3 separate regions of the Mus musculus genome follow, and all the other regions are linked to region 2. Evidence: chromatin loops called from intact Hi-C (ENCODE). Cell type or tissue: left cerebral cortex. All regions are shown on one strand.

What was found. A loop is a pair of places that touch in the nucleus more often than their neighbours do. Peaks named below come from ENCODE experiments on the same cell type or tissue, not always from the same donor. Only the 100,000 strongest peaks of a DNase experiment are listed, where the experiment ranks them.
Region 1: it touches region 2 in a loop (2.8-fold over the local background); 4 of 42 quality-filtered maps call a loop at or near these places.
Region 3: it touches region 2 in a loop (2.5-fold over the local background); 4 of 42 quality-filtered maps call a loop at or near these places.

Annotation. Positions count from the first base shown.
Region 1 is chr15:100,754,267-100,762,266 of GRCm38, reverse strand. Slc4a8 (solute carrier family 4 (anion exchanger), member 8) reads right to left here and starts at 520. Exons shown (of 25, transcript NM_021530.2): 1 at 293-520. The coding sequence starts at 337. In left cerebral cortex, CTCF peaks have their summits at 423, 626, 4,667 (motif pointing left), 7,263 (motif pointing right) and 3 weaker places; DNase peaks (open chromatin) are centred at 573, 4,661 and 7,226; H3K4me3 peaks cover 1,180 bases; H3K27ac peaks cover 1,302 bases.
Region 2 is chr15:100,958,369-100,966,368 of GRCm38, reverse strand. Scn8a (sodium channel, voltage-gated, type VIII, alpha) reads right to left here. Exons shown (of 26, transcript NM_011323.3): 5 at 6,675-6,766. Among named protein-coding and RNA genes, the nearest start is that of Scn8a, 26 kb to the right of the region's middle. In left cerebral cortex, a CTCF peak has its summit at 4,612 (motif pointing right); DNase peaks (open chromatin) are centred at 1,856, 4,641 and 5,173; H3K27ac peaks cover 2,833 bases.
Region 3 is chr15:100,826,791-100,834,790 of GRCm38, reverse strand. Gm35569 (a long non-coding RNA gene) reads left to right here and starts at 784. Exons shown (of 2, transcript XR_384456.4): 1 at 784-4,235. In left cerebral cortex, a CTCF peak has its summit at 3,892 (motif pointing left); DNase peaks (open chromatin) are centred at 1,826, 2,431, 3,939 and 4,828; H3K27ac peaks cover 4,352 bases.

The DNA of each region.
Region 1 (8,000 bases), 200 kb after region 2:
CAGCATAACTAGGCAAGGCCAGAAGCCGGTGTGGGCCGCCAACCGGGACCCGCGGACAGAGGTCACTGCTCCGGGACACCGGGCAGCCGGCGACGCAGGGGATGCTGCAGTGCCGGCGGCTCCGGGCTCGGCCCAAGGTCACCCTCCCCGGCCACCCGGAGCGCCCCCTGGCGTCCCGTGCGGGCCTCCCCCCTGCCCTCGGGGACACGCCTGGAACCCCGGCTGGGGCAGGAGCGGGGCGGTGGGCAGAACACCGAGGCTGAGCCGGGGAGGAGCGGGAGGCGGGGCCCACCTGATAGCTGAGGACGCCGTCCGGCTCGTTGCTCCCGGCGGGCATGGCCGGGCGGAGCCTGGTCTCGCCGGTAGGTTCCAGGTTGAGCTGCAGCAGTCCGCGCCCTGTAGTCCAGTGTGAGACGATCGCACGCGCAGCGACCCCTACCCTGGATCCAAGGATCGGTCAACCATCAACCGGCGCCACCTTCATAGCCATCAGCCCGCGAGGCGCCCGCAGCAGCCAATCAGAGGGCGCCCCGAGCAGCCAATCAGCGCGCGGAGCACGGGAGGACGCTGTCCGGCGGTACCCTGGGCTACCAGGAAGAAGGGAGGAGGGCGCCAGAGAGCCAACCCCCTCCCCGCGCCGGTTGCCTTAGAAACCGCCTCCCCCCTTAGGGGGCCTCCGGGCTCCGAGGTCCTTCCTACTGCTTGCTAGGAACTGAAAATCCCTGCCTCTGTTTGCAGCTGCACCTGACTCTTGGGAAAGTGTCAGGTTTACCTGTTCTGATTTTATTCCTCGGAAGATGGGTTTTAAATTAATAGAAAATTTCCCTCCGAAACCAAGATGGCAGGAGGAAGTAATGAGAAGAGAGAGCCTTCTAAAATTACTTTTAACCCTTGAGTTAGTGGCCAGATTGAAGAGCGTTAGAGAGCAGCAGACAGGAAGCAGTCAAAGAGGCTGAGACTCGGGTCTCCCCAGTCTAAGACTGACAGCAGACAGTGGGGGTTGAGCTGAGGGTGATTTCAACGTGTCCAAAAGACATACTGTAAGACGAATTATTGTTCAGCAGCGGAACTAACCGATCTGAGGCGAGGTTGGAAAGTGAGGAGTAAGGCATTCGACTTGATCTGAGTTTAAAAGGAAACAGAGTAGGTTAACCATCCGTAGCTTGAGAGAAAGAAAGGGGCCTTTGTCTTCTGTCTCCTGAGAGTGGAGGTGAGTCCAAGCCATTGAGGGGAAAGGGATCGTGGCAATCAATCTCAGCCTCTGCCAAAACTGCAGAAAGGAGCATGACCCAGTACATGTCAAAGTTCAACCCTTATGGTGGTGCAGGCTCATCTAGCCCTCAGGAGGCTGAGGCAGGATAGCAGCAAGTTCAAGCCTGCCTAGACTTCCTGGTTAGACCTTATCTCACACAAAAATATTTTTTTTCAATCTCCACATATCATCAGTACACACTGTAATCAAAATAAGAAACAAGATTGGGCCTTAATGTCTCTGGAGCTGGGGAAATGGCTCGGTCTAAAAAGTTCTTACCATATAAGTGTGAGGAGCAGAGTTCAATCCGCAGCACCTAGGAAAACTGGGTCTGGAGGCAAAAGCTTGTGATCTCAGTGCTGGGGAAGGTAGAGACGGCAGAGTCCCCGGAGCTTGCCAGCCAGCCTCAGTCTCAACCAATCCATGATGAGCTGCAGACTTGGTGGGAGATTCTGTCAGAGAGTGCTGGAGAGACAGCTCAGCAGCTAAGGGAACTTGTTGCTGTTCTAGAGGACCTGGGTTGGGTTCCGGGTCCTCCATGGAGGCTCATAACCATCCAGAATGCCAGTCCCAGGGAATTTTTTCATCTCTTCTGAGCTCCTCAGGTGCAAGAAATAAATGTAGCACACAGACATAGATGCAGGCAGAACACCAATGCACATTAGAAAAAAAAAAAAATAGCCTCGCAGTGGTGGCACACACCTTTAATCCCAGCACTTGGGAGGCAGAGACAGGCGGGTTTCTGAGTTTGAGGCAGCCTGGTCTACAAAGTGAGTTCCAGGACAGCCAGGGCTACACAGAGAAACCCTGTCTTGAAACAACACAACAACAACAACAACAACAACAACAACAACAACAATAGTGGAGAGCTATTGAGGAAGGTGTCTGCCATCAAACTCTGGCCTCCACATGCATACTTATACATGAGTACACACATAAATGTGCACATGTACACACTCACACACGCATGTGCATGCATGCACATCATTTTTTAAATAAGATTTAAGTATGTGATTACACTGTCGCTGTCTTCAGACACACACCAGAAGAGGGCATCAGATCCCATTACAGGTGGTTGTGAGCCACCGTGTGGTTGCTTGGATTTGAACTCAGGACCTCTGGAAGAGCAGTCAGTGCTCATAACCCCAGAGCCATCTCTCCAGCCATCACTCACATCATTATTTTTGATCATCTATAAAAGGAACCTTGCCTGGTTATCATCTCACAACGTTTTTTCTTTCTATGCCTTTGTACTCCACATAGCTTCAGAGGTTGCTAGGCATCTAGAAGATTGCAAATATATGTATGTTTATTTCAATCTATTTATACATGTATTGAGGTTCAGCGAAATGGCTCAGCAGGTGACACCACTCATCACCAAGCTTCATTATCCGAATCTGATCCCCCAGGACCTACACGATGTAAAAAGAAACCCACTCTTGCAAGCTGACCTCAGACCTCCATGTGCACAGCACGGCTTGTGCGTGTGCGCACACACCTGCCAGGGTGAAGAGAGCAAACATCTCCAGTCTGGGGCCAAGATTTGAGAGTGGTAACATGCAGAGTAGCCACAGTCGGTCCAACACGGAAAACAGTAGTGAAAAGAGCAGTAGAAAGAAATGTTATAATTAGAAGATGTTCTGGTAAGGCTGGAGAGATGGCTCGGCGGTTAAGAGCACTGACTCCTCTTCCAGAGGTCCAGAGTTCAATTCCCAGCAGCCACATGGTGGCTCACAGCCATCTGTAATGGGATCTGATGCCCTCTTCTGGTGTGTCTGAAGACAGTGACTCTGTTCTCATATACAAAAAATAAATCTAAAGGAAAAAAAACAGTGGGGTGGGGTGGGGAAGCAACTCGGTGACAGTCATCCCAACCAGTCCTAGTGAAGGGCACAACTCTAGGTCAGCCAGGTACTCAGTACAGACTTGATGCTGAAGGGGAGCAGGAGGCACACTTGGGAAGCTGGACAGGATGCTGGAGGCTTTGAGATCAATCTGTCAATATAGGGAGAACCCTGTAAGCTCTAAACTCTGTCTCTTTTTGTTTGTTTTTTTGTTTTTGGAGGCAGGGTTTCTCTGTGTAGCCCTGGCTCCTGGAACTCACTCTGTAGACCAGGCTGGCCTCAAACTCAGAAACCTGCCTGTCTCTGCCTCCCAAGTGCTGGGATTATAGGCGTGCGCCACCACATCACGCCCAAGGCAACTCTTATAAGGACAACGTTTAATTGGGGCTGGCTTACAGGTTCCGTGGTTCAGTCCATTATCATCAAGGCAGGAACATGACAGCATCCAGGCAGGCCTACATCTTCATCTAAAGGCTGCTAGCAGAATACTGGCTTCCAGGCAGCTAGCCTTAAAGTCTACTCGCACAGTGACACACCTACTCCAACAGGACCACACCTAATAGTGCCACTCCCTGGGCTGAGCATATACAAACCACAACAGCTGGATAATAGATTCAAACTTTACTTTCCTTGTATAATAATGATAATAATAATAATAATGATAATAATATTAGCCGGGGGGTGGTGGCACACGCCTTTAATCCCAGCACTTGGAAGGCAGAGGGAGGCAGATTTCTGAGTTCGAGGCCAGCCTGGTCTACAGAGTGAGTTCTGGGACAGCCAGGGCTACACAGAGAAACCTGTCTCAAAAAAAACCAAAAAATACACACACACACACACACAAATATATATATATATCATGCCATTAAAGGTTTTAGGGAGCCATCCCTCCAGGCACCAGGGCCTAGTGAAATAAATGTGCCATTTATCGAAGTAGTCATAGCATCTCTGTTATTTCTCGGTCTCACTAATGAGAAAATTGAGTCACGGAGAAACCAAGCAACGTCTAGGTCAGGCAGTCACTAAGCAGGGATTCAATCATTATTTGTTAATTAAAATGGCTTTACTGAGAGCTCTGTATCCTGTGTCTTGGGTGCTGGACAAACAGCAATGAGAAAAGCTTCCCCACCCCCCAACCCCCCGGAACTCGGAACTTAGTGAGGAGACAGGAATCAAGTAGAAGAGACCACTGTAAGCTATGGCAGCTACTGTGAAGGCTGTGACAGAACGAACACGGTTACACCAGAGAGGGCGCTCTGTGGAGCCAAGGACAGCCCAAGAGTCCAGCGTGTCAAAGAGAGCCTGTCTGGCTCAGGAGTTCCTGGGCAACGTGCAGCTACCAGAAGGTGGGATGGATTACAGCACAAACCCAAAGCAGAGTGTTCATTAAAGATGGCTAAAGGTGGTGGCCAAAGGGAGGATGTGCCCAAATACCTAACTGTCCCCACAAGACAGATCTCAGCCACCCACGGAAGGAGAGGGCAGGGTAGGGCAAGGATTTCCAGGAGTCCTCCCTAGATCTGGTTTCCCTTTAGCTGCAAAGAGGCAGGACCTGTGGCCCTTGAGGGTCAAGTGCGCCATCTTCAGGCCAGTTATGTGAATTACAAAAGTATGCCAGGAGCAGAGTCTGACACTGCAGGCTCCTCTCCCAGGGCTCATTTGGTCTTCCCTTTCCAAGCCATACAGACACACACAGAACCACCGGGACAACTTCACCTGATCCAAGCCACAACTCTGTGAGGCAGACTGAGATAGACTCTGATCCCATTTCACAGATGAGAAGCTTAAACTTAGCGGTGTCAGTTGACCCAGGTCACCCACCCAAAACAGCAAGTGCACAGAGACAGAGACGCTTGGGCTGAGGTCAGCCGTATCTGACCCCGGAGGCCACGCGTGGGCGTCCATCCTTCCCTCGGGATGCCTGGGAGCTTCCCTGGCTTTTAAGGCCCCGCCTCATTGGTCTTCCCGAGCTCGCCTCTGTTCCTCTCAGCTCTTTAGTGTTGGTGAGTCTTACAGTCCGGGAGGAGGAAGCAGGTCTAAACTCCTGGATACACAACAAATCTCTTAAGTCTCTTTCCAGGTAAATATACAAAGCCCAGGAATTTGCATAGTGTAAACAGACATGGCCAGGGACAGAGTGGCTCTGAAGAGACTCTAGAAGGCTAGGCCATCGGTGTGTAAACACTGTAAAGTACACTTCACACAAATTAAGATGGCCACCTAGTCACTCAATGTTCGAATCCTAAAGTATGACAGTTGTTCATGTTTCACCCTCAACCAAAGTCTTTATGTGTGGGAATGTGTGTGCATGTGTGTGTGAGAGGGAGTGTATTTGTGTAAATGTGAGTGAATGTGTGTGTGCATGTGTGTGAGTGTGAATGTGAGTGTGAATATGTGTCTGTGAATGTGTGTGTGTGGATTGTGCATGTGTGTAAAGTGTATGAGTGTTATAGTGTGTGCATGTCTGTAAAGTGTGTGGTTGTGAATGTGTGCATGTGTGTGTGAGAGGGAGTGTATTTGTATAAATGTGTGTGAGTGAATGTGTGCATGTATGTGCATGTGTGTGTGAAAGTATGAATGTGAATATGTGAGTGTGAATGTGTGTGAATGTGTGTGCATGTGTGTAAAGTGTATGAGTGTGAATGTGTGTGCATGTGTGTAAAGTGTGAGTATGAAAGTGTGTGCATGTGTATGTATGTGCACTGTGTGAGAGGGAGTATATGTGAATGTGTGCATGTGTGTGCATGTGTGTGAATGTGGATGTGTGAGTGTGTATGTCTGTACATGTGTGTGAGTGTGAGTGTGTGTGCATGTGTGTGTGAATGTATGTGCATTGTGTGGGAGGGAGTATATGTGAGTGTGTGTGAGTGAATGAGTGCATGTGTGTGCATGCATGTGAGTGTGAATGTGTGTGCATGTGTGAGTGTGAATGTGTGAGTGTGTGAGTGTGAATGTGAGAAAAAAATGACAAAATGCAAGAAACAAAACATCTGAGAAAATGTTCTGTAATTGCAATCAATTTTTTTTTCATCAAAAGCTTCTTATTTTGTCCATCAGTTTTCGTCTGTCCCCATCCTTGGCACCCAGCCAGGGGTTCCTTCCTCACTCGCATTGGGCTCTCCAGCTGACCCTATATTGGACTTTATGTCTGAGTTGTTTGTTTGTTTGTTTGTTTGTTTCCTTTTTGTCCAGTAGTGAGGAATGAACTCAGGTACACGGTACATGCTAGGGGAACACTCTACCAACTGAGCTACATCCCTAGCCCTTCCTGTCCTTTTCAAATTTAAAAATTTTGTCTCTTGATATCTCTCTTAACTACAAGTCTAAGCCCAAGAAAAGGTTGGAGAAAAGATGGATCCAAGGAAAGACTTAATTAGGGCTTGTTCTCCTGTGTAGTCATGGAGCGTTTCCTGTGGAAGGAAAGGAGGCGGTGACTCTTGTCGCCAGAAAGGTTCAGCAGGTGCATGGTTTGATTTCAGCCTCTGCCAAGTCACAGCCTATCTAGCAGAGAGATGAGAGAATGCAATTCTCTTTGTTCATAGCCCGCTGCCAGCCTGGAACATGGCAAATCACGGGGGGGGGGGGGGGGGACGACACAAAACTGAAATGCCAGTAGAGAGAGAGGGAGAGGAGAAAGCGCTCCGATGGCTCTCACTCCCCCTCACCATCAACAGCACCCAGAGCTCCCTTGTGCGGACTTTACACCTTGCTCCAGACTCCTTGAAGCTCTGAGATGAAGTGCAGAGGCCAGGGCCCGCCCCCCACCTCCCCTGCCTTCTTTACAACTCTGATTAAGACAATTAGGCAGAGCAGAGAACCGGAAAGGAGGGGTGGGGCCCAGAACAAAACAGAGAAATCTTAGAAAATTGTCACACGCAAGCAAGAACGCTTGCGTGAGGGGGCTGTGGGACTCCTGTACCTGGCAGGAAGCCCTTCTCAAATTTGCAAGAAGCAGGTGTTCCCGGAGCACCACTTGCCAAAGCTCTCGATACCAAATCTGAGCCCTTTTGTGTTGTGTTAAACACACTTGTCTTATCTGCTTCTAACCAAGCCTAACCCTACTCAGAAAGGTTTGTTTAAAGTCAGTTCACTGAATATCTTATCTTCCCGGGATAAAATCTGAGTTTAACAATATACTCAGACAGGAAGTGCCTGACTCACTTCTAGCCCTCAGGCCTGGCCTAGCCTGAAGGTGGCGGCAAATCCCACCTTCTGTAGAGCATTGAGGAAGGGAGGCGGGGAGACAGAGACAGACACAGACAGACAGACAGACAGATGGGGGGGAGAGGGAGAGACAGACAGACAGAGAGAGGGAGAGAGAGACAAGGAGAGAGACAGGGAGAGACAGAGAGGGAGAGACAGACAGACAGAGGGTGAGGGAGAGACAGACAGAGACAGAGAGAGACAGACAAAGACAGAGAGAAAAAGACAGACAGAGAGAAAGACAGACAGACAGAGAGACAGAGACAAAGACAGAGACAGACAGAAACAGAGAGGCAGACAGAAAAAAGAGACACAGAGAGAAAGACAGAGAGAGAGAGAGAGAGAGAGAGAGAGAGAGAGACAGGGAGAGACAGAATCAGACAGAGACACAGAGACAGAGCTTGGTAAACTTTTTAAAGCCACCCTTTTCCTCATTTGTCTTCAATGCACATGCTTACTTTTATAGACTTGGGGGCTGAAATGTGGGGAAGTAGAAGGGACCAGTTAATAAGCTGGTTGTTTTGGAACTAAAGATGCTTCAGGATCTCGTGATATCTCAGTGGTTAAGAGCACTGTGACAAATCATTGTTGTGATTTTTGTCAACTTGAAACAAGCTCGAGTCATCTGAGATGACCAGATCATCCCAGTCAGCCTGTAGGCTAGCCTGAGAACTGATTGATTGATGTTGGAAGGCTCAGCC
Region 2 (8,000 bases):
TGTACAAGGTGACTCTCTCTTGGGAGTTGTGGATGTCAGCGTGGTCGTCTGACCTAAACCCAGACCCTTTCCTATAAGGACCTGGAGCAGGACAAGAAACAGTTATCTGGTCACGTGGCAGAAATACTAACATAAAACTGAGAGTTTGCAGCAGCCCTTCTGGGTCATTTAAAGAGTGATTAAGAACGTAGAGGGATTTGTACTCAGAAGGAAAGAAACAGACATGTGGAGAGAGAGAGGCAGAGACAAAGAACTCTCCGGTCTCTCGGGTCTCTGGGGTCTTCTGGCTCTGCGCTCTGCTTGCCTCAGAGGTGCCTGACTGGAGCCTGAAGCTTTCCAGAAGAGCTCCTGTCCCAGGCCTGGTGCTCACTTCCTAGAGATGGGCCTGAATCCTCACAAGCCGGTGTCTTGCTATCCCTTCTCCATCAGCCAGGCGTCACAGCTGAGGAAATCTGCAAACAGGAGTCCACAAAACTAAAGACACTTTCCTCAAGTGCTCTGACATCTGAGGCTTAGATTGTCTTGCTGGTGAGTTTGTTTAGCTTAAAGTTTAAAGTGGAAACTTAGCCGGGGATGACATTTCGGCTGCTTGTACTGCATAGAGGCTCAGAGAAATAAATCTTAATTAGGCGAGAGTAATCTCTAAGTCACACGAACAGCAGCAGTCATCTGCAAAGTGCTCTCCAAGATTCTCATCCAGATCTCAAAGGAAAAGAGAGGATGGCACAGGGGAAAGGACTGAGAAATGGCACCAGGTATGCAGGGGGAGGGCACCAGGTGTGCAGGAGGAAGGTACCAGGTATGCAGGGGAAGGGCACAAGGTGTGCAGGAGGAGGGCACCAGGTGTGCAGGAGGACACCAGGTGTTCAGGAGGAAGGTACCAGGTGTGCAGGGGGAGGGCACCAGGTGTGCAGGGGAAGGGCACCAGGTGTGCAGGAGGAAGGTACCAGATGTGCAGGAGGGGGGCACCAGGTGTGCAGGGGGAGGGCACCAGGTGTGCAGGAGGAAGGTACCAGGTATGCAGGGGAAGGGCACAAGGTGTGCAGGAGGGGGGCACCAGGTGTGCAGGGGGAGGGCACCAGGTGTGCAGGAGGAAGGTACCAGGTATGTAGGGGAAGGGCACAAGGTGTGCAGGAGGAGGGCACCAGGTGTGCAGGAGGACACCAGGTGTTCAAGAGGAAGGTACCAGGTGTGCAGGGAGAGGGCACCAGGTGTGCAGGGGAAGGGCACCAGGTGTGCAGGAGGAAGGTACCAGGTGTGCAGGGGGAGGGCACCAGGTGTGCAGGGGAAGGGCACTAGGTGTGCAGGGGGAGGGTACCAGGTGTGCAGGAGGAAGGTACCAGGTGTGCAGGAAGACACCAGGTGTGCAGGATGAGGACACATTACAGAGCAGTGCTGGTCAGGTCCTTAGCACTAGACAGTCCACCGAGCTGTACACTGGCCTCACTGGCAATTCCTCTTTCCCTGGGGCTGATAACAGAGCCACCGAATTTGCAGAGCTGTCAACAGTATTGTAGCCAGGTTGCCTGGTGTGGTTGCTCATGGAGAACATACAGTTAACCACCAAAAGCAGCGGTCGGCAGAGACACAAGACTCCTGGTGGAATTCATGACCTGGTGAGCCTGTGCAGAGTATGTAGACTGCCACTGCCCCGGCTGTCAAGAGAAGCTGCCCTGCCTCTTCTGTTGGCTCACAGCACCACACAGCAGAACAAGCAAGACCCTGAAAAGCTGGTTATCCAAATCAGAGCAGAATGCGCCTTCAAAACGACTCCTACACAACAGAGCACGCAAGAAGCCACGTGGGGGCAAATTGGACCACAAGAACTCCCGAGAGGCTAGCGTTAACCAGCATCAGCATGTACCCTCACAGAGGTTCATACATTTACCACAGACCTTGAAAGGACAGGAGGACTCAAGGTACGAAGGACAGCCTCCGGAGAGGCGGCTGGGTACTTTAGGGGTCTGGAGAAATAGGGGAAGCTGGCACTGCAGGCTTCTACTCCACTCTACGTCCAAAGGCACCTTTGGTCCCTTCTGTCACTGTGCGCAATAACCAGAAATCCCCTGAGCAAATTAATAAAGCCACCTGTGTGCTGTGTCCAGAGAAGCAGCCATGCATGTTGGGAACAATCTGTGGCTATGGAGGTCCAATTACTCATAAAGTTAATTCAAATTCCCATTTGCTGCTCAGGTTGAGACGTGTAAGCAGTTTGAAGCCATGTGAGCTGATTTCTCACGAAATGAATGTTGGAATCACTCTCGGCCAGACAGAAAGGAGAGCTCCGGGCTGGAGAGATGGCTCAGTGGTTAAGAGCACTGACTGCTCTTCCAGAGGTCCTGAGTTCAATTCCCAGCAACCACATGGTGGCTCACAACCATCTGTAATGGGATCTGATACTTCTTCTAATGTGTCTGAAGACAGCTACAGTGTACTCATATACATAATATAAATAAATCTTCAAAAAAATTTTTAAAAAAAGAAAGGAGAGCCCCCAGTGCCCATCAGTCCGGCTAGTCCCAGGAGTAAAGCAAGCCTCGTTCACTTTCTGCCTGGGGATGCTGGCTCTCTCTTTTTCTTTTTCCACCTAGGACCACTATTACTTTTGGTTATTTTTCCTTAATATTTTCAACATAGAGGAAGAGAAACACAAAAGCAACAAGATTTAAAACTTGAATGTTTAAAAAGAAACAATCAGCCTGGTGGTGGTGGAAGAAGCCTATATAATCTATATAATAGAAGTCTATATAATCTATATAATAGAAGTCTATATAATCTATATAATCCCAGCACTCGGGAGGCAGAGGCAGGCGGATTTCTGAGCTGAAGCCAGCCTGGTCTACAGAGTGAGTTCTAGTATAGCCAGGGCTACACAGAGAAACCCTGTCACAAAGTACACAAACTACAAAGATAAATAAATAAAACCAAACCATCAATGACTATAGTCTTAAAGCATCTTTCTACCCTGCCGCTAAGCAGGAAAAGCTGCCACGTATGCAATGTATACGTTTAAAGAAAAGGCTTTGGGAAAACTGGGCAGGAAGAAAAAGCCACTCACACTGTCTGTTTGCTACCTGAACTCACTGGGAAGGAATGGAAGAAACAGAAATGAACATAGAGAAAGGAAATGTCCAAGAGAAGTATAAGGCAGACCCACAACTCTGAAGACAGCAGTATGTCTTAGCACTGGGAGCTGCAGGTTCGCCTGGGAGCCCACCACAGCACCCAGAGCTGCAGTTCTCCCTCGCTCCAGGTCTGACCAAGGTGAAGGAAGGGTCCTCTCCAGGAGAACTCCTGAGATCAGGGCAGGTGTTAGGTGACACTTCCGATGGAGTCAACAGATGATCACTTTCTGCCCTGGCCGCCACTGAATAAAAAGCGAGAGCAGTGGTGGCCCACACCTTTAATCCCAGCACTTGGGAGGCAGAGGCAGGCGGATTTCTGAGTTCGAGGCCAGCCTGGTCTACAAAGTGAGTTCCAGGACAGCCAGGGCTACACAGAGAAACCCTGTCTCAAAAACAACAACAAAACAAAATTAAGAAAGAAAGATGTGAACTTCCCAGCAGAATAGCTCCATGTCAGGGGGAACCTCACCAATTCTGCCCCCAAAACAATGGCTCTCTCAGCACAGAGGTATGCACCGTTCTCCAAGATGATGCCTTCGAAGCAAAGAAGAAGCCACAAGTGGCCTGTCTGCCCAATCTTGAGCCATCAAATAAGTAGGGTCAGAATGTGAGATTGGTCTTTTGTAAGTGCCACGGAGGTTCTTGGGGAAAGACTTCTTATACAAAAGGTTGGCGTGTACTAATAGAATCCTGGCTGACCTGACACATTCAAAACAACTACCAAGATGTAAAACTGAAAAAAACAAAAACAAAAGCAAAACGCTAACCAGGACAAGATGGGGTGAAGGCTCTCGGCAAGCATTTCTCACATGAGAGCTGAGCTGCAGAGATTGCCACGAGATCTTACAGGCTCCGTGTTGTGTCAACTCCTGGTTACCCTCTGAAGCAGCTAATCTGGACTGTCAACTTGACAGGGTTTGGAATTGCTAAGAGACAAGCTTCTGGGGCGTGTCCGAGAGGGTGTCCATGCAGGTTTCAATGAGGTGCAGAAAGTCTACCCTCAGGGTTGGGTGTGGCCATTCCACGAGCTAGGGTCCTGCACTAAACACAAAGGCCAGCGGCGTGGCAAGCATCGAGCATCAGGGAGCATCGCGCTAGCTGTGTACCCGTGTGACCAGTGGCCCCATGTTCCTGCCGCCATACCTGCTCACATGATGGACTGCACTTCTCTATGCAACACGAACCCTCCCTCCTTCGGTTGCTTTCATCAGACAGTCTGTCACGAAAGCCTGAAAAGTGACCGATATGCCCAGGCTTCCTTTCATAGCCCTAACCGCTTCAGGAAAAGCCTAAGATCCAAATGGCTAATGGGAGAAGGGGGAGAGCGGAAAATCCTTCTGACGTGGTTGTGTACATGACTTTAGTGTTTACTGAGAGCTACTGTGTCCCAGCTCTGCAACCTGGGAGCAAAGTAACTTTGACTTTTTTTTTTTTTTTTTTTTTTTTAAGCAAGAGATAGCTGCTGATCCACTGATGTACACAAGGTGGCCCCACCTTGGAAGGAAACATGGATAGCTTACAGGAACAGGACATCAGCCCTCCAGGGAATGACAGACAAGTTCCGAATTCTACAGAAGATGCCAACACCTGGGTTTCCCTCAGAAATGCTTAACAGCGAGAAAAAGCTTTGTCACTGACAGGACTGCTAGCTTTACTATAGTTAAAGTTAGTTTTTCATCACAGTTAGCTTCCCAAAGCTCGACTCGGGGGGGGGGGGGGCGTGGGGAGGGGTCACTTATGGGAATAGTAATCCGAGAATCTACCTCAGACCGTGAAGCTTGGACATAGACCTTTTATTGGGCTTTTACGGTAAGTGCTTCTAGTACAAGCATTTATGCAGCACTGCTGTGGACCAGGCCCTATGCTATAGACACTACATATTTACACATGCACACGCATGCACACACGCTACAGAGTATTAAGTAACCTGACAGGAATTACTTTGCAGAAATTCCCGGCTTGAAAGTTAACCCTACAGCAGAGACAAGAACAGCAGTGATGAGCCAGGCTGGGGAGAGCATCTGCTGCCCCAGTTAGTGAACAGAACACAGCTTTCCGATTTAATTCTGGAAGAGAAGTTTTGAGATCACAAGAACATAAAGAGACAGATGCCTCGCAGGGTGTGCTGGGGAGATGAGCAGGAACATGGAATCGTGTTAAAGGGGCCAGAGGAGCAGAGAGACCAAGGGGAAAGGGAAAGGAGAGACATGGTGGTCCAGCTGCTGCAGATGAAGGCCTGCCTGGGGGTTACCACCCTTGTGGTTCCTCTCCTCACACCTCAGATCTCTGTGTCCCCACCCCCACCCCCTCACCTAGGACACTGGCGTGATGTTGAATAGAGGATAAAAGAACGGTTTCTGTAATCAGCCACAAGAGGAGGGCCTACAAGATCAGGCGATGGTGCTTGCTCAGCACCCTGTTTCCATAGAACCCAGGGGACAGCGGGACTCTAAGGAGTCTCCCTTTCTCTCCTCGACCCTAGCTAAAGCCCAGACGGCATCAACATGCCTTTGTCTCTGCCTCGTTGCTGTCAGTCTTAACCTCAAACATACCTTCCCTTCTAGATTTCAAGGCCGGTTGGTTCTTAGAAAGGTTATTTCCCCGGATGCAATGATTTTAGATGACAGAATCTTAACCTGATGGTGGATGGGGTGTCTGTGAAATTTCATCTGTGTCTCTAGGGGACCAAAAACCCTCAAGAGATTTAGAACCACTGAGCTAGCTGGACCAGGTCAGAGTAAAAGGCAAATATCTTTAGGAGATTGTCACTGAACTAGTCTTCCGCCCACTCTCTTCTTCCTTTCGTCCCTTCCAGTTTCTCCGATTTTTGTTTACGGCTTACCTTTGACTTTAAATCAGCACCTGTATACGCTCTCACCGGGGTTTGCACTTGAGAGCGACCCCTGAGACCCCTGAGTCTGCTCCCAGGAGACACCTACCAGGTCTCACTCTACCGAAGCAGACACTTGCAAAATATGGGAGACGGTAACTTAAAATCTGTCTCACTGACTTCCAAGCCTTCTCCACTTTAACTAGTCTGACCTGACTAGTTAACTGGGCAAGTTGCTCCTTGACTAAAATGATTACATTCGTATAACACCAGTAAAAGTACAAGTCTTTGGATAACATGCTGTTGGCAGAACATGCTACGGGAAGTCTGAAATCACAAGCAGTGGAATGGGGGTGGATATTAAAGACACTGTAATTCCATGAGGCCATGATTCGAGTGGTCCACATACAGAGGCACAGCCCACCCCGGTACACCTCTCCTCGGGTGCTGTGAGGGCCTAAGGGTTTATAAGCATGTGCTTTTTTTATTTTTTATTTCAAACGCATGGATGGAATGAGAGCCGCATGCCCGGCAAGCAAGGTCCGAGACGTCTGCCTCAGGACCAAAGGGCCATTCCAGAGAATTCTTCTCAGGGGGAAGCATGCAGAGCGAGACAAGGCATATCAGATGTGCCGATCCCAGGTTCAAATGTGGCAGACATTACGAATGGGAGGAAGTAGGAGCGTGGCAAGACTGGTCTTGTGCACGAATTCGCTCACCTGGAATTACAGAGATAGTTTTCAAAGCTCGGAGAACCCTGAATGTTCTCAGCGCTGAGACATTGCCCAGGTCCACAAACTCTGTCACATATCTGTAGTGAGGGAGGTCACACACAGACACAAATGACAAACACGGGTACAGACACAAACACCAAAGGAAAAAAAAAAACACACACACAAAACCACAACAAAACAAAAAAAAGTACAATACGTCACGTCAGGGCCCTAACCCAACACCTGACACCAAGCCCGGGCCGTCTTACCTGGGATTACCGAAATAGTTTTCAAAGCCCTCAGTACCCTGAAAGTGCGTAGAGCTGAAACATTGCCTAGGTTTACAAACTCTGTTATATACCTGCAGAATCAAACCAAAGTTAACTTGTAATGGTATCACTGGGTGGGGGTTTGAAAACAGGGGGGAAGAAAGGGTCTTATATACAAGTTATGATTTTATTGTGTTCCCCTGAAAAAAGAAAAATTTCAAAATATAAACATTTAAGGAACAGGTATTTAAAAAAAATGGGCAAGAAGAATTCAGAGTATATTCTAAAGAATTGATAATCCAGGGCGTTCTGGGGTTTACTCTCTTAATTGGTGTGTGGTGTGCTAATTTTATCAGAGTAACTTGACTGTCAGCCCATTTACCTTTCTTTAGGAAGAGAGAAGGCCACTAGGTATCAAAGATATATGTTCCCAATTTTATGAACAATTCCCTAAGAAACAGAGGCATGTGTTTGTTTGTTTGTTTGTTTGTTTGTTTGTAGCAAGAGCCTCACAAAAAAAAAAACCCAAATTCACGTTAAAGGAATCCCCTGGTTGACAAAGCCAAATGCCGATGTGGCAGTATCCCTAGGAGTTGTATGTATGTTTTGCAGTCATGTCTGCAGATGAAGTTTTATCCTGTGGCAGATAAAAGTAAGGCTCAGGAAAAAAAAAATCCAGATCATGAGATCAGAGCAAAAATCCAGTCATGTGCCCACTGTATCAGCAGCCTTGTGTCTACTGAGGACACAGATTTCTAAACGCACACCAATCAATGTAGATTCTAAAATGCTAGAGTAGAGAGTGTCTCCCTAGAATAAAGTGTCACTTCTGTTTGCAGACATGCAGCACACATCACGCTCTCCCATCTCACAGTGGAACGACATCTTCCTCCTGATAATCGCCTGCCCCCGCCCCACCCCACCCCCCCACAAACATTTTCTTCTGTTCACACATCTTTATACACACGAGCTGTACCCCACTCTAGGTCTCCCCTTAAATGATAAAGTACTTTCTTAACACAAAAATAAAAATACTACAGCCACCATCAGCTAAATTTCTCAA
Region 3 (8,000 bases), 130 kb after region 2:
TCTCTCTCTCTCTCTCTCTCTCTCTCTCTCTCTCTCTCTCTCTCTCTCTCCCTCCCTCCCTCCCTCCCTCCCTCCCCTTTCCTCCCCCCCCCTTTCTCTCTCCCTCTCCCTCTGCCTCTATCCCTTTCAGGTCCCTGCTCCATTCCCTGGCTCCCTTCCCCCACAAAAAAACTTCCTTTTGTACTAGGCCTGTGGTGACTCCTCAGGGAAATGCCTTGGCTGGCCCACTGAGGTGCTCCCACTGAGGTGCTCCCTCCCCCAGCATTAGAGCATATTTCACAAAACACAACACAGGGAAAGGCTTTTTGATTTTGTTTTTTTGGAGACAGGGTTTCTCTGTGTAGCCTTGGATGCCCTAGAACTCACTACGTAGACCAGGCTGGCCTTGAATTTGCAGAGATCTGCCTGCTTCTGCCTCCCGAGTGCTGAGATTGAAGGTGTGGGCCATCACATCTGATGTGAGAGAACTGGTGAACATCCAGACATCAGGAGGAGTCTAGAGCAGAGAGAGAGAAAAAAGTAGACTGGACCGGACTGGGGACAAACAGGAGCAGAGCAGTTGGGAGGGAGTGAGAGGGGAAGGGAGGGGGAGGGAGAGAGGAGGGAGGGAGAGGAGGGGAGGGGAGGTAGAGAGAGAGACAGAGAGGGGAGAGAGAGGGAGGGAGAGAGGAGGGAGGGAGAGGAGGGGAGGGGAGGTAGAGAGAGAGACAGAGAGGGGAGAGAGAGGGAGGGAGAGAATAAGAGAGGGAGGGAGAGAGTGGAGAGAGGGGGAGAGGAGGGAGAGTAAGAGAGAGAGACAGACAGACAGACAGACAGACAGAGTATAAAACAGCAGGATTGTAAGGAAGAATGAGTTAGCTGAGGGGCTGGAAACCCACAAACAGAAGGGAGTTTAGGGAGAGAAGGTGAAGTCTGCGTGGTCTCTGGGATGTGCATTGGGTGTGCATGACACTGAGGGATCCTGGAGGTCAGCCTGTGCTTTGTTAATAGGTACCACCTATTGTTAATAGGTACCACCGAAGATGTTTGTCCCTTCCTGCAAAGGTGAGGGAAAATGGCTCCTTTTGTAGAGAGGAACTGGCTTGGAAAGTTCCTGAGGAATACTGGCTTTTATCTAACTGACAATCATTTTCCTCTAGTCCAGGACCACCTTTTGGAATTTGTGGAACTGTAGTTTCCTGTGGCACTAACAGTCAGATTATACAGTACTAGGATTCAACCCAGGGCTCCGTATAAGCCAGGCTCTACCAACTGAACTACATTCACCGCCTCTCTCTTCTTGAAAGGTCTCACTCTGTATCTTAGGTTAGCCTGAAGTCATGTAGCCCAGGTTAGCCTCAGACTTATAATCCTCCTTTATGAATTGCCAAGCCCACTGTGTATCTTTAAGCTAAAATAGCCACTAGTAGATCGGGCCTCAAAGTCGGGCGGGTTAAATGTCTGTGTTCTGAGAACTGGAAAGCCTGTCAAGAAGCCTCAAGGGACAGGAGGAACAACACTGAGTAGCCCACTGGCCCTGAGTGCTCTCATCTTTAAGAAGGAAACAGAACTCTCCATTTCAAGGGTCTTCTGCATGAAGGAGAGCTCTGACAAGGGAGCCGGGCCCATGGCTGCCCTCCAGAATAGGCCAAATGGGATGCTGTCTTTCCAGAATGAACTTCTCTCTGGGGACCGCGGATGCTCTCTAACGCAGAGAGCCGGCAAGGCAGGGAAGCCACAGGGCCTGTGTCCCCTCCTGGGGCTGAGCAGGTTCTGATTGTGACAGAGGCTCCTGTGCTTCCTACCCTGAGGCGCTGAAGCAGCTCCCGCCCTCTGGAGCTGAGCTGCCTGCCGAGGAGGTGGTGAGAAACAATTCTGGGAATGCCTGGCAGACTCCTTGGCAGGGGCAGGGAGGGAGCAGGAGGCAGAGTGAGGGAAAGCATATTTAATACTATGAAATAATTGTATATTTGGATAATGAAAAAATAGTTGTTTTCCTGGTATTGCAGGAATTAAAGCAAGAAGAAACCCTGTGAGTGGGGAGACAGGGTTAGAAACAAGGAAAGCTCCTCTGGAGGCTCTGAGAGGTCAGAGGAGCTTCATAAACGGTTTTATTTTATGCTATGTGTCTGTGCACTGTATGTATGCCGGATCCCCTGGAACTGGACTTACAGTTACGAGCCATATGGGTGCTAGGAACCCCACCCCAGGTCCTCTGCAAGAGCAGCCAGTGCTCCTAACTGTTGAACCGCTTCTCTGGTTCAGGGTGGCAGGGCCTTGAAGACAGATCAGCCCACTCCGTAGATGTGCGATTTCAGGGAAATTACTCGGCATCTGGACCCTCAGTGCTTTCATCCATAAAATAGGAATAATTATGCCTCCTACACAGAGCTCCACAAATGGTTTTATTTGAAACCACATCTAGCCAAAAGCATTCCCGTGCCTTGTCAGTCCTGGGAGGAGTACGGGGAGGAGGTGGAGCTGGGGGTCCTGCAAGCAGGGACTAGAGATTCAGCCTGGGCAGCAGCCAGGGGAGACCAGGAGCTGGGGTTGAAGAGCATGAGGCCACACTTTTCCCTACATATGACGCAGCTGGTGCATTTGGCCTGCGCAAGGGGAGATGTGGGTGACGGGCTGGGAGTTGAGCTGTAGAAAGGAGAGTGGCTGCCTTACAGGGACAGCTAAAGAGTATGCAGGACTGTAGGCAGGTAGGTGCCACCTTCCCTTTCTCAGAGAGCAGCTGCTGAGTCAGGCATGGTGCACACAGTGGGTCAGGAGTCAGGGCGGCTGCTGAGATGGGCACAGTGCACACAGTGGGTCAGGAGTCAGGGTGGCTGCTGAGATGGGCACAGTGCACACAGTGGGTCAGGAGTCAGGGTGGCTGCTGAGATGGGCACAGTGCACACAGTGGGTCAGGAGTCAGGGTGGCTGCTGAGACAGCCACAGTGTGCACAGCGGGCCAGGAGTCAGGGAGGCCAATTTCTAGTTCTTTTATGGTGTTCATTCTCACCCTTCTTGGTCAGGGCTTTGCTAGTGGGATAGACTCTGATTCTAGGGATGCGTTTCACCTGCAGGGTCGGTGTAATGACTGTGGGTTGGGTCTCTTTCCACGGTGCCATAATACAGGTTTCCTCTGGTCAGAGGTTTCTACTATCTCTTTAAAGCCTGAGTCTATTGTCCTGTGATAATAGGAAGCTGTATTCTCCAGACAAGAGGTTGAAGGTCACACACCCTTTATTTTGTTATCAACACCAATATGTCAGTGCTAGGAGACACACAGGCACTAAATGGCCTCTTTTAGAGGTTCTGAGGGCCTCAGGACCGAAAGAAAGTCTCCCTACACACACACACACACACACACACACACACACACACACACACACACCTGATAGCATTATTGCAGGCTCTCAGCTGCTGGATTCCCAGACTCCAGTCTTCCCAGACCCTTCTGGTTGTTTCTCTGGTCCTCTAACCCAACTCCTTGGTCCCATGTCTAACTTTTATGGCTTCTGGCCCCCAGAATTGAGCCTGCAGAAGGATGTCTTCCCTCTGTCTAGATTCAAGAAATGTTGGCTGTGAGAGAGCTTAGAAGCCATGTACCCACAACTCCTCCATTCTACTGAACAGAGAACTAGATCCCTGGGAAGGAAATGAAGGCTTCTAACGGGCATCGTCAGGACCGGGGCCATTGAATCTACTGACTTCCCCTTGGCCAAGAGCATAGGACAAACATGATCCAGGGACCCCTATGGAAGGTTTACTCAGCTGGCCCCCACCAGTCATCAGCCTCCTGGGGCCAGAGAGATGGCTCAGAAGTCAAAAGCACTGGCTGTTCTTCTTGAAGATGGTGTTTGATCCCAAGCACCCAAGATTTCGCATTAATCACGTGAAACTCCAGTTCCAGGGGATCTGATGCCCTCTCCTGGCCTTCTCCAGTACTACAAGTGGTGCAGAAAAAAACACCCACATGCACAAATGGTAAGAAAAGACAGCTTCCTCCTCAGTTCTTATCCATGTGTGCCACCACCTTCCCAGTTGTGCTAAGCATAGGGGACAGTGTGCAGCATAGTAGAAATGTCGTCTTTAGCGAAGCCGGTGCAGATGTGACCAAAGCGAAGTGCTCAGCCCTCAAAGGTCTTTGGGGCCTAGAAAACTCGCTGAAACACGACTGTGCTTTGCATCCTAGCTCTGTCGCCTGCAGACCATGAGCAGTCAAATTGCTTAACTTTTGACCTGTTTCCACATCTAAGAACTAGGTGAGTAGCTCAGTGGGCTGCCGGGGGAGGTATATCATGCAGTTTGAATCACTGGCCTGGCATCTCGTGTACATTGACACGGTATGGGGAGTTCCACAGGAGAGGTGCAGGGGGCCAGAGTGGGGAGGCAGTGTAAGGGTCATGCTGTAGGGGTCTCACTACTATGGTCGCCTGGCAGAAAAGGTGCCCATGCTTGAATCAGGGCATCCCTGTGCTGAGGGCCCTCTAAGACAACACCGCCACATAAAAGGGTGTCGGCCAGTGTGGGATTGATTGGCACAGCACATCTAAGGTGGGTAGGAGAGGCGAGGGCAGTAGCAGGGGCTTGTTCAGCGGTGGGCATGACAGAGAGATGCATCTGGAGCCTGGGCAGCTGGCATGAGTCAGCCAAGCTCTCCTGTAAAGGGGCCTGGGAACGACAGCAGCAGGCAGGTGCAGGGGCCACCAGGACTACACCCTCCTCTGGTCTTACAATTTAACCTGGGTCTCATGTAATCCACCGCACACCGTGCCGAGGTCCCCACCCACCTGCTCTGCCTCAGAAGCAGACAGCCCCATCCCACTCTCTCTTCCCATCACCCGTTTGCGCCCTCCTCTCAGCTCAGACATCTGTTCCCCACCCACTCTTCACCGCCCTCCCCTCTCCCAGCCTGCTCCCAGGAAATGCTGTCTGTCTGCAGCACCCTTCCTTATCCCTGTCAGAGGCTCCTGTCCTTTCCTGTTCACCCTTCCACACCTGTAGCACCCTGGCGCCCCCTCCTCTAGTGTTGGCGGGGTTGGTACCAAGGTACAAAGGTCCTGGTACTGGGTCAGTGGGTGTGGCCAGGGTGTGTGATATTTGCTTATATGGAAATCTCACAGTGAACTCTATTAATTTGTACAAGTAATAGCTCTAAATAGGTGGCTGAGTAGGGGAAGTGCTCGCTGTGCAAAATGATGAGTCTGGGCTCCCAGCATTCACGTAAAGAGCATTTTACATGTGCAGGTGTCTGTGGCTAATTAATCCCAGTGCTGGGAGGCAGAGACAGGAGGATCCAAGGGGCTGCTGGCCAGCCAGTCTAGTCAGTCAGCTAATTATAAGCTCAGTGAGAGACCCTGTCTGGATAGGTAACATGGAAAGTGAGAGGGGGGAGATACCCCATGTTGACCTCTGGCCTCTTTATATGTACACGTATGTACGTGCACACACGAATAACACACACTTTTAAATAAGTTTAATAAGTCTGTGGCAATAGGAGACTGAACACAGCCTTTGATGCATGCCAAGCGGGAACTCAGTGCTGAGTTACACCTCCAGACCAGCGGTTATTAATCTTGAAAGAAAAAAAAAGTTTTAAAAAGTTTATTTGTGTGTGTTTTCTCTGCACATGCATGCATGTGCTGCATACATACCTGGTGCCTGCAGAAGCCAGAAGAGGGCATCAGATACAATGTAACCCGAGTTGCAGATGGTTGTGTGCTGCCTCACTGGGATGCTAGGAATCCGCCTAGAGTCCTTTGCAAGACTAGCAAGTGCTCTTAACTGCTGAGGCATCGCTCTTGCCTCTGAGAAAACAGTTCTTTAAAGACAAAAATGTCTAGAGCTTGGGAAGATAGTTCAGTGGGTAAGAACACTTGCTGTAAAAGTTCAAATCTCCAGCTCCCCTGTAAGAGGCCAGAAATGTGCACATGTGCCGATAATCCCACACTGGGGTTGAAGCAGAGACCGGAATCTCTGAGCTCACGGGCTGGCCAGCCCAGTGGATGTGATTAGCTCCAGTGAGATATCTTGCCTTGAAAAAGGTGATGCAGAGCGACAGAGGAAAACATCACCCTGTGGCCTCTACACACTCACATGGGCACACACTACACAGCACAGACCTACATGCACACACTCAGCTTCCCATGAGATAATCTGGCCCTTGCGTGTCTTTGGAGCATTTTCCTCAGGTGGAACATGAGGAAACACTGGAACATGTTTCGCTCCACCTACCCCACGCCCCAGGTGCAGTTGCTCCTTGGATCTAGCCTGTGGTTTTCCTGTGTCTCCGACTACCCCATTCCTGTCACTTCTGTATTGATCGAGCTACGTCAAGGTTATTCTCTGAGCATCCATCTCTCTTAGTGGAGTCCTGGCCAGGATTTAAGGTCTTCCTCTGGCTCCTAACTTTTTTTTAAGATTTATTTATTTTATGTGAGTACACCATTGCTTATGTTCAATAGCATCTGACTCAGCACAACTGTCAGCAGCACCGTCAGTCCTCCCACCTCAGGGCTCCTTTCTTTGGCTTCCCTGGCACTGACAGGACCCTTGCTGCCTACCACGCCTGGGGAACTCCGATGTTGCCGTTTACAGGTAGGTGCTCCAAACCGGAGTTTTGGGGAGAAACACGAGAAGAGCCCAGGACTCTGAGTCTCTTCCCCCTCCCTCTCAGCAGCTCCTTTTAAAAATGTGCTTTGGGCTTCTCTCTTTCTCCAGAGGCCTCTGAACAGACCATACTGGTCACTGTGAGGCCTGACCACCATCAGGCCCAGTGACACCTGAGCAGGTCGAGGCAGGTAATGGCTTATGTCACAACCTATCCGCCAGGACACCTGATCAGTGTTTTGTTTCCTGGCATCTGAAGGGGCCTTTCTCCTGGGAAAGGCTTTCCAGGTTGTTTGGCCATTTGGGAAGGGGGGAAAGTTGCATGTCCAGTGTTTGGAACAAACGCTTTCAGGGCATGTATGAGTGTTTTACTGTTTGGATTTGTTGCACGATTCCGGGATAAGGATTTGAGCTCTGGTTTGACTTCTTGACTCTTGTTGCGGGCAGTGTAGTTGGGGCGTCCCCCAGCTAGTGTAGCTTTGGTGTTTTGTTTTCTGGTATGACCTTTTCTCCTTCCTTACGGATCCGGCTGTTTTAGATGCAGACCCAGGGTTAGGAGCTGCCCTACCTTGCTTCCTCTTGCTGGGATAAAGGAAGCAGCTTAGGGAAAGGCGTTACCTGACTCGCACGCACATCAGCACATCACACTGAAAGCCATCACTGGAGGAAGTCAGGGCAGGAACCTAGGGGCTGGGACTGAAGCAGAGGCCAGGGAGGATTGCTGCTTACTGGCTTGCTCAGCCTGCATTCCTAGATACCCCAGAACCATCTGCTCAAGGGCGACGACACCACCTTCTACATCAATCGTCAATCAAGAAAATGTACTACTGCTATTTTTATAAACTTTTGTTTGATTTTTGATTTTTTGGTTTTGTGGGATTCTTTTCTGTGTGCTTTTTTTGTTGTTGGAAATTTCTTGGGTGTTTTTCTTTCCTTTTTTTTCTCTTGGAGAAAGAACATACAAAGTAGGGTGCATAGGGAGTGGGGGGGATCTGGGAGACTGGGGGAGAGGAAAATATGATATATATATATGTATATATATCATGTTTGTATATATATATATATATATATACACATATATATATACACACACACATATACATACATATACACACATACATGTGTATATACATACATACATATATATACATATATATATACACATACACACACACACACACACACACACACACACATATATATATATATATATATATATATATATATATATATATATATATATACTTTTTTTTTGGGTTTTTCGAGACAGGGTTTCTCTGTATAGCCCTGGCTGTCCTGGAACTCACTCTGTAGACCAGGCTGGCCTCGAACTCAGAAATCCGCCTGCCTCTGCCTCCCAAGTGCTGGGATTAAAGGTGTGAGGTGTGCACCACCACGCCCGGCATGAGCAAAATATT